Linked DNA regions of Homo sapiens: region 1 is linked to region 2. A link is a contact called in ENCODE Hi-C or POLR2A ChIA-PET data. All regions are on one chromosome and are shown on one strand. The core of a region is the stretch at or near the end of the contact, and the rest is flanking DNA. Distances in the headings are between cores, read along the strand shown. Region 1 overlaps SRPK2 (SRSF protein kinase 2). Region 2 overlaps SRPK2 (SRSF protein kinase 2).

What was found. A loop is a pair of places that touch in the nucleus more often than their neighbours do. ChIA-PET counts read pairs that join two places held with the same protein, here RNA polymerase II (POLR2A). Pooled maps may share reads with other maps.
Region 1: a map with no recorded cell type shows a loop between it and region 2 (2.4-fold over the local background). The contact joins two enhancer-like sites. A Hi-C loop is called at or near these places in 10 of 168 maps with a recorded cell type or tissue (CD4-positive, alpha-beta T cell, CD4-positive, alpha-beta memory T cell, CD8-positive, alpha-beta T cell and 7 more), 15 of 37 single-sample maps with no recorded cell type and 18 of 50 pooled maps. POLR2A ChIA-PET finds 5 or more read pairs at or near these places in 11 of 52 experiments (CD4-positive, alpha-beta memory T cell, GM10248, MCF 10A and 6 more).

What each region holds. Positions count from the first base shown.
Region 1 is chr7:105,301,537-105,307,983 of GRCh38, reverse strand. All of the region lies in intron 2 of SRPK2 (SRSF protein kinase 2), which reads left to right. It also overlaps the pseudogene RWDD4P1. Among named protein-coding and RNA genes, the nearest start is that of SRPK2, 84 kb to the left of the region's middle. Within about 2 kb of position 3,328, at least 6 of the 41 ENCODE cell types and tissues checked have a DNase peak (open chromatin) inside an H3K27ac peak, as active enhancers do.
Region 2 is chr7:105,252,874-105,258,794 of GRCh38, reverse strand. All of the region lies in intron 2 of SRPK2 (SRSF protein kinase 2), which reads left to right. Among named protein-coding and RNA genes, the nearest start is that of SRPK2, 130 kb to the left of the region's middle. Within about 2 kb of position 1,779, at least 3 of the 41 ENCODE cell types and tissues checked have a DNase peak (open chromatin) inside an H3K27ac peak, as active enhancers do.

The sequences.
Region 1 (6,447 bases), core at 2,079-4,578, 48 kb before region 2:
TTGTGTTAACCTCACCACAATCTTAGGAGATACATGATGGAATCCAGAATTAGAGATAGAAAGTAATTTGAATTTCAGGAGCTATCTTTTGAGTCCAAGTAATGTACCAAAGCTCATACTGTTCATCACCATTGTATATCCCACTTCACTGTTAAGTTACTATGATGATTATAAAAGATAAAGCGTATGTTATTTCTGATTATAAAATATATACTTAAAGTTAAACTTAGGAAATTCAAAAATGTGGAAATAAGGGGGAAAAAACCCCACCCACAGTCTTACCACTTATACACTTTTAACATAAACTTACCTGGATTCTGTAGGAAGTCATATTTACTAATATTTTTTAACAGCTGTGGGGCATTGTAGTCAGGATTTTGTAGAGGTATATCTTTGTTAATTTTTCTCCAGAAGTGTTTTTAAAGGTGAGAGTTTAATAATGTTTGGAAAAAATAAGAGAGAGCACATGTCAGATGACAAATGGATGGCACTGCCAGCAAGGGCTGTGAGGGTGCAAGCCGGCTTTTCTCTCCTGCTGGTCAGTGATTCTGTTCACCAGCTTAACAGACTAAGTTCTAGAGCAAAACACTTACTTATTACACATTGGTTCTCTATACTTCTTTTTGGGTTATCGTATGTTTATCCTTTTAAAAACGTCATAGAATTTTTCTTCTTCTTTTTTAATAATAAAGCTTTCTTGCTTGAAGAAAAGCCTCTTTGTATCCACCACAGCAGATGGAATGGCATTTGTACTTCTAAATTTTTCAGTAGTAGGAGTACCAAAATAGCACTAAAAATTAATTACTTTGATTACCTCCCCTCCCACCCAGTATTGGGAAAAGTCATAATTAAGTCTCCCTTCAAGGTAGTTCATTAGTTCTTGTATGTTAAAAAATCTGACCCTTAAATTAAATCTTCCTTTTGAGCTGCCTTTGTGTTTCCAGGACATGTTTAGCTGCACCTGCCTGCTATTCGGTCTCTTTCTTCACCAGAGTTATAAAATAAGAGGAAAAGGATTGTATTCTCTATTCAGAACTAGAGTTCTGTGGATAACTTGACAGCTTTCCATAAGTGTGAGTCTCCATATCTATAATCAAGTTGTAAGTTTGTGTTTAAACATTTTTCCCCCATATTTAGCCATGTCTCCTCCTTTGTATTGTTTTCTTCTACAAAAATGTTCTTGTAATAGTGTTTTACTTTTAATTCTGAGAAATTTATGACATTTTCTTTTTAAAAGTTATTCTCCACTTAAGTTAGAGATGTATACAGCATTAAAATGGATTGCAGATAAAGATATTTGTAAATGAGTGTTTCGGTTAAATGCTTTTCCAACTGAAGGTGGCATCTTGCCAACGAGAGGATAGCAGTTAGCCAACATGTTTTTTCTTCATGACTGTTTTTTCTTTGTTCAGGTGGAGTACATCCTGCTGCTTCAAGGGTAGAAGACTCCTCACTGCTTTCCTTCATGAGATTTCAAAGGAAGTGTTGGTTTTTTTTTTGCCTGGTTCAAGTATTGACCAAGAAGATGACAGTGATGTGGTCTCTTAGGTTTCAAAATTTCTACTTAAACATCTTGGTTCTAGTGATACGTACTTTGCAAAAATAATTCACAGTTATTATGACTTTTGTTAATATTCTGAAACTATGGTATTCAGAGATGATCCGTCAGGTTCTGATTAAGTTTCTTAGAAGCCCAGTGCACTGAAAAGATTATGGTGTGTCTTTTCTCTTCCTAGCAAAATGGAAAATGACAATACTGAAATGCAAACTAATAGAATACCAGCAAAAATTCTCATTGTTACTCATGGCTTCAAAAACTACATCAGATGCCTTAAAAAAAAATCCTCTTACTTCTTTTGGTACCTCATTTTTGTTGGTTTTCTAAGCATGTAGAAGGGGACCAGAGCATGCCACCCCAAAATATCCCACTTTTAGTGTAGGTGTTGTTTTAAGCTGAAGGCATTTAGTTTCCTGCCCTCCACCTTTCTGTCTAAAAGCAGGCTATCCATTTACATTTCTGAAAGTGTTCCGTACTAAAGAACCCCTATTTATTATACATTTCTAGTTATCTTCCCATGATTTGTACCTCCCTCAAAGTCCAGAACTTGTTTTCCTCAGTCTAGCCTTTTCCCCGTACTTTATCACCCTTTGTTAAGATGGTGTGTAAACCCAAATTTTAATCACCCTTTTGAGTTAACACTGAGTTCTCCTTTGTGTATGCACATTGCATGCATAGGTAAACTGCTTTTTTTCCCCCTCCTGTTAATCTTTTATCTGTTAAATTCAGGGACCCCAGCCACTGAATCTAAGAGGGTAGGGAAAGAGTGTTTTCCTCTCCAACAGTGTGCTTCATTTTTTTCCTGTTGGGTAATTCAACACTGACTCTCCCCAAAATTACACAGAAGAATTAAAGTAACACAGGAATGAAGAAGCGAACATAGATTTATCTGTCAGATGCATTTAAATAAAGTTATTTCTCTACAATTTCCTTGGTCTTTTGTATACTGTTATAATAAACTAGTAGGCAGCAGAAAATTTTTTTTGTGACAGAGTCTCGCTCTATTGTGCGAGACTGTGTGGCACAGTCTCGGCTCACTGCAACCTCTGCCTCTTGGGTTCAAGAGATTCTCCTGCCTCAGCCTCCCCAGTAGCTGGGATTACAGGTGCCCACCACCTGTAAAAATACCCGGCTAATTTTGTGTTTTTAGTGGAGATAGGGTTTCACTATGTGGGTCAGGCTGGCCTTGAACTCTTGACTTCAGGTGATCTGCCTGCCTCAGTCTCCCAAAGTGCTGGGATTACAGGCATGAGCCACAGCGCCTGGCTGGCAACAGGATTTTTGTTAAATAATCATCCTCTGTTGTCTCCAAGATTTTAGAAATCCCAGAAAACATGGAAACCTATGAAAATATGAACTTGACCTAAAGTATTTTGAATAATATTTATTGCTGTGGTTCTAGATGCTTCTAAAGTTTAGACTAGAGGATAGTTTTTATCTTTGTTAGGTCAGGATATTTAGCTGTGTAATAGTTTGGTTTTAAAGCTGTATGCTTTTTGACTTCTATTTAGGCTAAGAAGGCTTTTAGTCTTTCTTTTAGTGAAGAGGGTGTCCCTAGTCTGAGGGCATCTGTAGGCAGCATGTATCAATCAGTGATTGTAGCCCGGGGCCAGGGCAGCCCTGCGGTTTTCACAGTGGATTGTCTATATATCATCTGTTTCAAGATTCCTGTAGTCATGATACTAAAACGGAAAGGTGGACCAAATATTTTGTTTTTCAGTTTATCAGTTTTTCTTTGAGTCATCTAAGTAAGGCTCGGGATACTGTCTAATGGGAAATGAACAGTTAAGACAAAATCAGGGCAAGTCTTTGGGCAAGACAACTCTGTTTACTTTAGTATGCATACATGCATAGCCTGCCTTGTTCCAAAAAGGATTTAAGGTGGCACTGCTGTGCACTTTCTGTGGTTTATGGTCTGAGACTTATTTATAAATACAGTTACTAGTTTCAAATTGAAATGAATCTGGCTTCCAAATGGTGTGTAGTGTACTTACCCCAACAATGCTGCCATTGTACCCCAAGGTCTTCTTTAGGATTTGAATATGTTCATTGGTCATAAATCTTTATCCTTTGATGTTAGAATCAATTTTTGGAACCAGCTAAAAGTCATTAAGTGCCGAGTTTGGTGAATAACCTGGATAGGCAATCTGGGTTGTTAGAGCTTTTGGTTTATTGTTTTTGACTCATGGACTGTGAGCCAAAATAGGATGATGAAACTAGTTTCTAAGCCACAGTTAACTCCTTGTTAACATTCAGCAGTCTTGAACAATGGGTCCAATTGACTCTTGGTCTTGTGCTACATTAGCAGTGCCATTGAGATCAAATAAACAAGTTAACATTGTCCTCACTTGTGATTTTGAGATGGATGTTTTCTTGGGTTTGTAGTACAGCAAAGTATACCATTGCAAATTTCATGTTTTCAGGTCGTAATGAAAACTTTTGAAGTCAACTCTACCGATTTTCTCAAAATATTTCTGTTTTTTTCAGCTGTTAACAAAAGATCCAAAACAGTGAACAGGTTGTAACTGCTCTTTATCACTTGGTGAAAATTTCTTCCAAACGTTTTCACTAGCTTTTCACATAGTTTGACCCTCTGCCACATATTCGTGTGTTTTGTTTTTTTACTATGTAACCATTAAACTGTACGAATTGAGTTATTACTTTGACATCATTTTATAGATGAAGAAACAGGTTTACGAAAGATGAGACTTGATTTAAGGGATCAGAGATACTAAAGAGTCAAGATTCAAATCCCAGTTTTCTGGGTTTTTTTTCAGTGTATAATGCTGCCAGGATGGACATCAGCCATAACCTCCTTAATTTTCTTTTAGTAATATGAATTAATTTTCATATAAGAATATGAAAATTAAGAGCTCTTCCCTTTTATTTCCATAAATCTTGTGGATTTAATGCCACCCCTAATTAAATGTTAATTACTTTTTACTCAGGTCATTTTTTTTTTAATTATACTTTAAGTTCTAGGGTACATGTGCACAACGTGCAGGTTTGTTACATATGTATGTATGTGCCATGTTGGTTTGCTGCACCCATTAACTCATCATTTACATTAGGTGTTTCTCCTAATGCTGTCCCTCCCCCAGCTCCCACCCCACGACAGGCCCTGGTGTGTGATGTTCCCCGCCCTGTGTCCAAGTGTTCTCATTGTTCAATTCCCACCTATGAGTGAGAACATGCGGTGTTTGGTTTTCTGTCCTTGCAATAGTTTGCTCAGAATGGTGGTTTCCAGCTTCATCCATGTCCCTACAAGGGACATGAACTCATCCTTTTTTATGGCTGCATAGTATTCCATGGTGTATATGTGCCACATTTTCTCCCCCCCACCTTTTTTTTTGAGACGGAGTCTTGTTCTGTCGCCCAGGCTGGAGTGCAGCGGCGCAAACTAGGCTTGCTGCAAGCTCCGCCTCCTGGGTTCATGCCATTCTCCTGCCTCAGCCTCCCAAGTAGCTGGGACTACAGGCGCCCGCCACCATGCCTGGCTAATTTTTTTTTTTTCTTCAGAAAAGTAGGATTTCATTAAAATCAGTGTCTTCAACAATACAGAAATTAAATGTTAAGGCATCTTTTACTCCCATCCTGGTATATGCAAGAGAAATGTTTTAAGGAAGGGCCAGCATTTCTTACTAAAATGCTTTCTAGTGTATTTAGCAGATTTGTTTTTATATTCTCCTGTTCCACCTATCACTCAAAGCACTCATGATCACACATCTTGACCCAAATCAAGAGAAAAATATAAATAGATATTAATTTATTAAAGGGAAGCAGTTCACCTTTCAAAAATTAAAAGAAACTAGAAAAAGTATCATGTATAAAGTTCAAATACCAGCATTTAAATTTCTCTGAAGCAATTTACGGTTCAGTAATTAAGCAAAAGAAGAGATGAAGACTTTATTTAAGATAAGAAGCCTATTAATATGGATTGCACTATGGAGTAACTGTTCACTGAGTACTTGGCTCCACCAGGATGATAGTTTGAAAAGGGCTTCATACTCCTTTAAAAGACAGCACATCCACCAGGATAAGATCATATAAATTAACACTGATTCTTATTCCACATGCCTGTCCATTTACAAAGCTCAAGAGGCTTCATAAAGTATACTAAACTGTAACATTTTCACCTTTTATTAAGGCAAGTTTGTGAAAATAATTTAATACAACTGGATCTCTTCATGAACTTTCAACTTACAACCTTTTTAATGTAAGAAACATACAAAAATTATTTTATAAAAAGCCACCTCAATACCAGAAAATGGTAATGAAAGATTTTGAACCCAGTTTTACTTTTTAAAGAATGCTCTTTCCTTGTCTCAAATTCCAAGTGCTACTCATCATCCTTAGAGCCAGTTTTGCTTAAATGCTTCACAACATCAACCCAGTTCCAGCCTCGAGGAAGTTCTCCTTTGTGATCTGTTTTGTCTGCCAGCTTACGCTTCTGGGCTTTTGAAAGTTATTCTTTTTTGTCTTTTTTCTTACTTGATGGGGCTGTATTAGGAGTTTCAATTGAGATGATATTGCTTATCGATGTTGTGGAATTAATGGGATTGTGATTCTCCATGAACTGCTCTTATTGTCTTTGGCATATTCAAACAATGTACAGGTCATAGCGGTTCCAAGATTAGCTTCTACTGCTTCCTGTAACTTGGCTAATATACTCTGCTTTACAGCTGATGATACGGTGTTGTTAAAAAAAAAGCGTTCATAGATAGAATTGGAGGTGTTTGGGGATATGTTTCTGTCCAGGAAATCTCTATTAAGAAGGCTTTGGGATCACCATTTTCACCTATCCTATATTGAAAAGAAACTGAACTTAATTCCCGGAAACTTTCATCTCCTTCATAAATAGAGCGTAATGCTTCTAGTTCCATCTCCTG
Region 2 (5,921 bases), core at 530-3,029:
AATCATGTGGTTTTTGTTGTTGGTTCTGTTTTTATGTGATGGATTACGTTTGTTGATTTGTGTATGTTGAACCAGCCTTGCATCCCAGGGGTGAAGCCAAGTTGATTGTGGTGGATAAGCTTTTTGATGTGCTGCTGGATTCAGTTTGCCAGTATTTTACTGAGGATTTTCGCATCAGTGTTCATCGTGGATATTGGCCTAAAATACTCTTTTTTTGTTGTGTCTCTACGAGGCTTTGGTATCAGGATGATGCTGGACTGATAAAACATAGTCATTTACATCCCAAATATTAGTATTTTGTGTATCACCTTGGTGTTTTTTTGTCACATTTGCACTCCACACTGTGCTTTTTTTCTTTCTTTTTTTTTTTTTTTTTTGAGACCGAGTTTCGCTCTTGTTACCCAGGTTGGAGTGCAATGGCATGATCTCGGCTCACTATTACCTCTGCCTCCCGGGTTCAAGCAATTCTCCTGTCTCAGCCTCCCGAGTAGCTGAGATTACAGGTGCATGCCACCACGCCTGGCTGATTTTTGTATTTTTAGTAGAGATGGGGCTTCATCATATTGGTCAGGCTGGTGTAGGACTCTGGACCTCGTGATCCGCCTGCCTCGGCCTCCCGAAGTGCTGGGATTACAGGCGTGATCCACCGCACCTGGCCTCATATCATGCTTTCCTTTTTTTTTTGTTTTTGGAGATGGAGTCTTGCTCTGTCACCCAGGATGGAGTGCAGTGGCACGATCTCGGCTCACTGCAACTGTCTCCTAGGTTCAAGCAATTATCCTGCCTCCCCCTCCAGAGTAGGTGGGACTACAGGCGCGTGCCACCACGCCTGGCTAACTTTTTGTATTTTTAGTAGAGACGGGGTTTCACTGTGTTAGGGTGGTCTCAGTCTCCTGACCTCTTGCTCTGCCTGCCTCGGACTCCCAATGTGCTGGGTTTACAGGTGTGAGCCACTGCACCCGGCCATTCTTTTTTATTTTTAAATTTCTTAAAATAAATGTAAAACCTTTTAATGCTTTTTAAAGCTTAATTTTCTTTAAAAAGGAATCTTTGTGTCTCCACCAGCAATAGAGAACCTGTATTGTTTGCCTTAAAAAAAAAAATGACTGTTAAACCCTGTCTAGATTCTGTTGTCTGATAAAGGCTCCAAGCCTGAGCCATATGCTCTCTGTGTTTACAAGGGAAGTTAAATTTGCAGGTGTCATAAAGGGACATAAATATGTGTTAGCACCAAAGTGAGAGTTGTTCTCATACACCCAGACAGATTGAAAGAACCTCGGAAAAGGAATAACTTCCTCAGTATTTGATTCAGTGTAATTCAATACCAGGTTTCAAGTATCACCTAAGATAATTTTGCATGTCAGCAGTGGCACTTCCTCTTCTCTTTGGGATCCTCTTCTGCTCCAGCAATGTAGATTATGATGAATTTATCAGGGAGGTTCTGAACAAATGTGAGCAGCTATTATAATAACAATAGCAACAATAAAAACTCTACTTTCAACAGTCATAGTGCAGATTCCTTTTGTAACAATCTTTTATGTACTGGGGCTGGAAGAAATTAAGACTAATTTTAGTAGATTTTATTTGTTATCCATCCACCCAGCATTTTTTTCAGCAGCTGCTATGCACTAGCCACTTAGTGATTTGGAAATCAGGGAGCCACAAAGCCAGCACAGAAATGTAGGTTTTGTACAGAATATCAGTGTACAAACCTTGCATGGAAGACACATTCGTGGGTGGCTGGCCCCTGGCATAATTTGTTCTGTTTCTTGGACATGCAGTGCTAAGTACTCTAATGGACAACACTACAGTGAGTAGCTTTTGGCACTCCTTAGAAAGAATTGCACATAACTAATAATTGCACTTCTGGGAAACTTACTTTAAAAGATGAGTGGTATGGTAAAGAGGTTACAAACACAGTTGCTTACCAAGAGTATGTCCAATGAGTGGCTACAGCCAGGTGGGGAGCACAGAAACTGGAGATGATGACACCATCTAGATGTGGGTGCTGATCGGCTCTCTTGCTGATTGCTGCCGTGTAGAAATACCGGGCAAGTTTTGCCTGCTCTTGTGATTTTTTTTACGAGTTGAACATTTGGATTTTTATGTCAAATCTCTTCATTTTAAATGCTTGTGTGGCTGAGCACAGTGGCTCATTCCTGTAATCCAAGTGCTTTGGGAGACCAGAGTGGGAGGATTGCTTGAGGCCAGGAGTTCAAAACCAACCCATGCAACATACCAAGACCCCCGTCTCTACAAAATAATTTAAAAATAAGTTGGGCATGGTGATGTGTACCTGTAGTCCCAACAATTCAGGAGGCTGCGGTGAGAGGATCTCTTGAGCCTGGGAGTTTGAGGTTACAGTGAGCTGTGATCGCACCATTGCACTCCAGCCTGGGTGACAGAGTGAGACTCTGTCTCTAAAAATACATACATACGTACGTACATACATACATAATGGTGCAAGTTAGAAACAAAACAGTAACTCAAAACAGCCTTAACAATAAGAGTATCTCCTCTTCAGATTCAGCCTATGGTAAATATTTTTCTTCTGTGCTATAGCACATTGATTCTCAATTTGTGAGCCACAGACTTGTGCAGACTTATTGTAGGGGATTTTTAAATACTGTGATTACTAAGCATTAGCTGTAGATTGAAATAATGGAAGTAAAATTATCTTGATGCTCACAGGTGTGTCTCTGGATTTTTCTGACATTTGAGGCATGCCAAACACTGCAGATCACTGCTCTAATAGCCATACTAAAATAACAGTACAAAATTCAATAAGGTATTAACTGTATGTAATAGGAAGAGCCCTGACAGATGTGCATTTTTCTTGTTCTCGCTCTCTCTCTTTTTTTTTTTTTCAATTTGAGATGGACTCACACTATCGCCCAGGCTGGAGTGCAATCTTGACTCATTGCAACCTCTGCCTCCCAGGTTCAAGCAAGTCTCCTGCCTCAACCTCCTGAGTAGCTGGGATTACAGGTGCCCACCAGCACGTCCAGCTAATTTTTGTATTTTTAGTAGAGAAAGGGTTTCACCATGTTGGCCAGGCTGGTCTTGAACTCCTGACCTCAGGTGATCTGCCCGCCTCAGCCTCCCAAAGTGCTGGGATTACAGGCAAGAGTCACTGTGCCTGGCCTAGATGTGCGTTTCTCAACTTGGATATCATTGATTTGTTCTGTAAATATTTATGTACCCACTATGGTAGAACTTAAGCTTTATAAATAATCTGAAAATGGTGGAGGTAGAAAAATGTTCTGTTTTCAAAACTGCCACCTCATTATTCCCCGCCTTTCCCTTTTCCTTCTTTTCCATCTGTCTTTTCCTCCCTTCACCTACCCTCCCCCCAGGAAATATATTGAGACTAGTTTGATAACTACCTATAATGCAGTAGAAAAAAGGGGGTCAGAGAAAATGCAGATCACAGTAGAAGGTTATGATGGAGGATAGTCAGATGCACACGCAGATACGGGTATTTGCTGTGCAACTAGTAAAGGTGACTAACAAAATTGGCTTTAAGCTTCTTGACAGCCATACTAAGGAAATAATTAACATTGCTCTTTTCATCTGTAAGGAGAAACAATATTAGTTTCCCCGGTAGAACCAAACCTTTTCCTCTAACTTAATTATCATTTTAGCATAACTTTTTTTCTACATATCTTAAATGCTTATTTATTTTAGAAATTTCAGATAAAATGATGATAAGGCACTGAGCTGTTAATCATTAAAGTTCAGTCACCATGATTAATTTTTTCTGGCCAATTTTTTGTTTTAGTCTAAGATCTATAAAAAGCAGATGGGCCAGATGCAGTGGCTCATGCCTGTAATCCCAGCACTTTGGGAGGCCGAGGCGGGTGGATCATCTGAGGTCAGGAGTTCAAGACCAGCCTGGCCAACATGGTGAAACCCCATCTCTACTAAAAATACAAAAATTAGCTGGGTGTGGTGGTGTACACCTGTAATCCCAGCTCCTCAGGAGGCTGAGGCAGGAGAATTGTTTGAACACAGTAGGCAAAGGCTACAGCGAGCCAAGACCACACCACTGCACTCCAGCCTGGGTGACGGGGCGAGACTCTGTCTCAAAACAACAACAACAATAACAACAACAACAACAAAAAAAAAACAAGCAGATGTACTTCAACGATAACATCATCACCAACCGTACAATCCAGTATCATACTGAGAAATGATTTTCAAACTGGCATTTTATACTTAACATATGCAAATTTTCTTATGTTATTAAATAATCATCTGTAGTATCATTTATAAAGGTTGCATAGAACTGAGTTCATGATATGGATGGATGTACATAATTTTATTGATTGAGTCTTAGAAATGGAATCACTTGTGAAGCCAATTTGTAAGGCTCTTTATAAAGGAGTGTTTGTTTTTCAGAAAGATACATCTTTACGTTGTCATTGGCAGTGTATAAGAGAACCTTTTAACTTACACCCTCACTTGAAATTCTCAAAACAGCCTCTTTCTGAATGTCGTATAGATGACATTGAAGAATATTCCAGATAGTGTTGACTTACTAGTCTCTGTTCTTTAGGTCTTTACTCTAGTAAAAGTTAAGTATTATTGTGGTACTTTCTGTGTTAATTGGGTGTGGGTAAGTCAAAGATCAGTACAATCAGCTGTAACGAGGTAAAAGATTCATCAATAGATTCTTATATTCAGTCAAGCATTTACGAAACAGCTAAATGAGCCATTGATGTTAGCAGTTAAGTGACATAGTCACTGAGAAAATTTGGGTATTCTATTTATGCTAATGAATCTAAATTTTGTAAGGATTTCAAGAAGTTATGTGATTCAAGCCTCTCACTCTAAACAGGTGACAAAACATTCAACACAGATGGCTGGCTTGTTTTTTTTTGTTTGTTTGTTTTTTTTTAAAATAAAGATGTACAGGAATTAAGATTCTCTAACCTTACCTTTTCAACCATGGCCTCATGATTGGTTGCTCAATATATTTTCAATGACTTAATTTTGTTGCACTACAATAAAATTACTACTTAATTTTGTTCCCCTTCTAAGACAGTTCTAAAATGTAATCACCTTTTTGGTCAAGACCTTTTCATTTTTCTTTCTGGAATTTGAATTACTTTTGTGGGGGACAGGGGCGTGCTCTCTGTGTAGTCTCAGGACGGCTTGGATCTAGTCTAAATAGTATTCCAGGAAACAGCATCTGAGAAATCAGGGTGAAATGAAACATTGTGGCACCATCTTGAAACTCTAAATACTTGCATAAGCGGGAAAAGAGATGGAGGAGAGGATGGGAAAATAGATGAGAGGGGTATATAGTGACCAGGTGGCAAAGAAAGGTCTTTGAATTTTATGCTGATGTTTACCAAGAGCCATTGAAAGGTTTTAGCAAGGATGTTTGTAGATAATACATGCACATTTTCCTGTGGGCATGAAGTAAGGTCTTTTAAAGAAAGTCTAAAGAAATATATTTTTCCCCCTAGCATGGAAGGCTATAAGATATGCTGTAGACTTTGCAGCAAGATATTATTCATCTGTTCTGGAAATTGGTGGGAATATTATGGCAGCATTTACAATGAGTGACAGAGAGTGGATGAATTCCTTGACACTGGGGGTATTAAACATCGAAATGGAGTACCATAGTTAGAGGTGCTTCTTTCTAAAGACAGGTGATTGACCTGTTAAGTCTTACGTATTTTTTTCCTAGGTTTTACGCAGTTAATTATGATTAAAGAAATCCTAACTTAAAGATACTAACTTGGGTCGGGCGCGGTGGCTCACGCCTGTAATCCCAGGACTTTGGGAGGCTGAGGCGGGCAGATCCCCTGAGGTCAGGAGTTTGAGACCAGCCTGGCCAACATGATGAAACCTTGTCTCTACTAAAAATGCAAGAATTAGCCAGACGTGGGGTGCGTGCCTATAGTCCCACT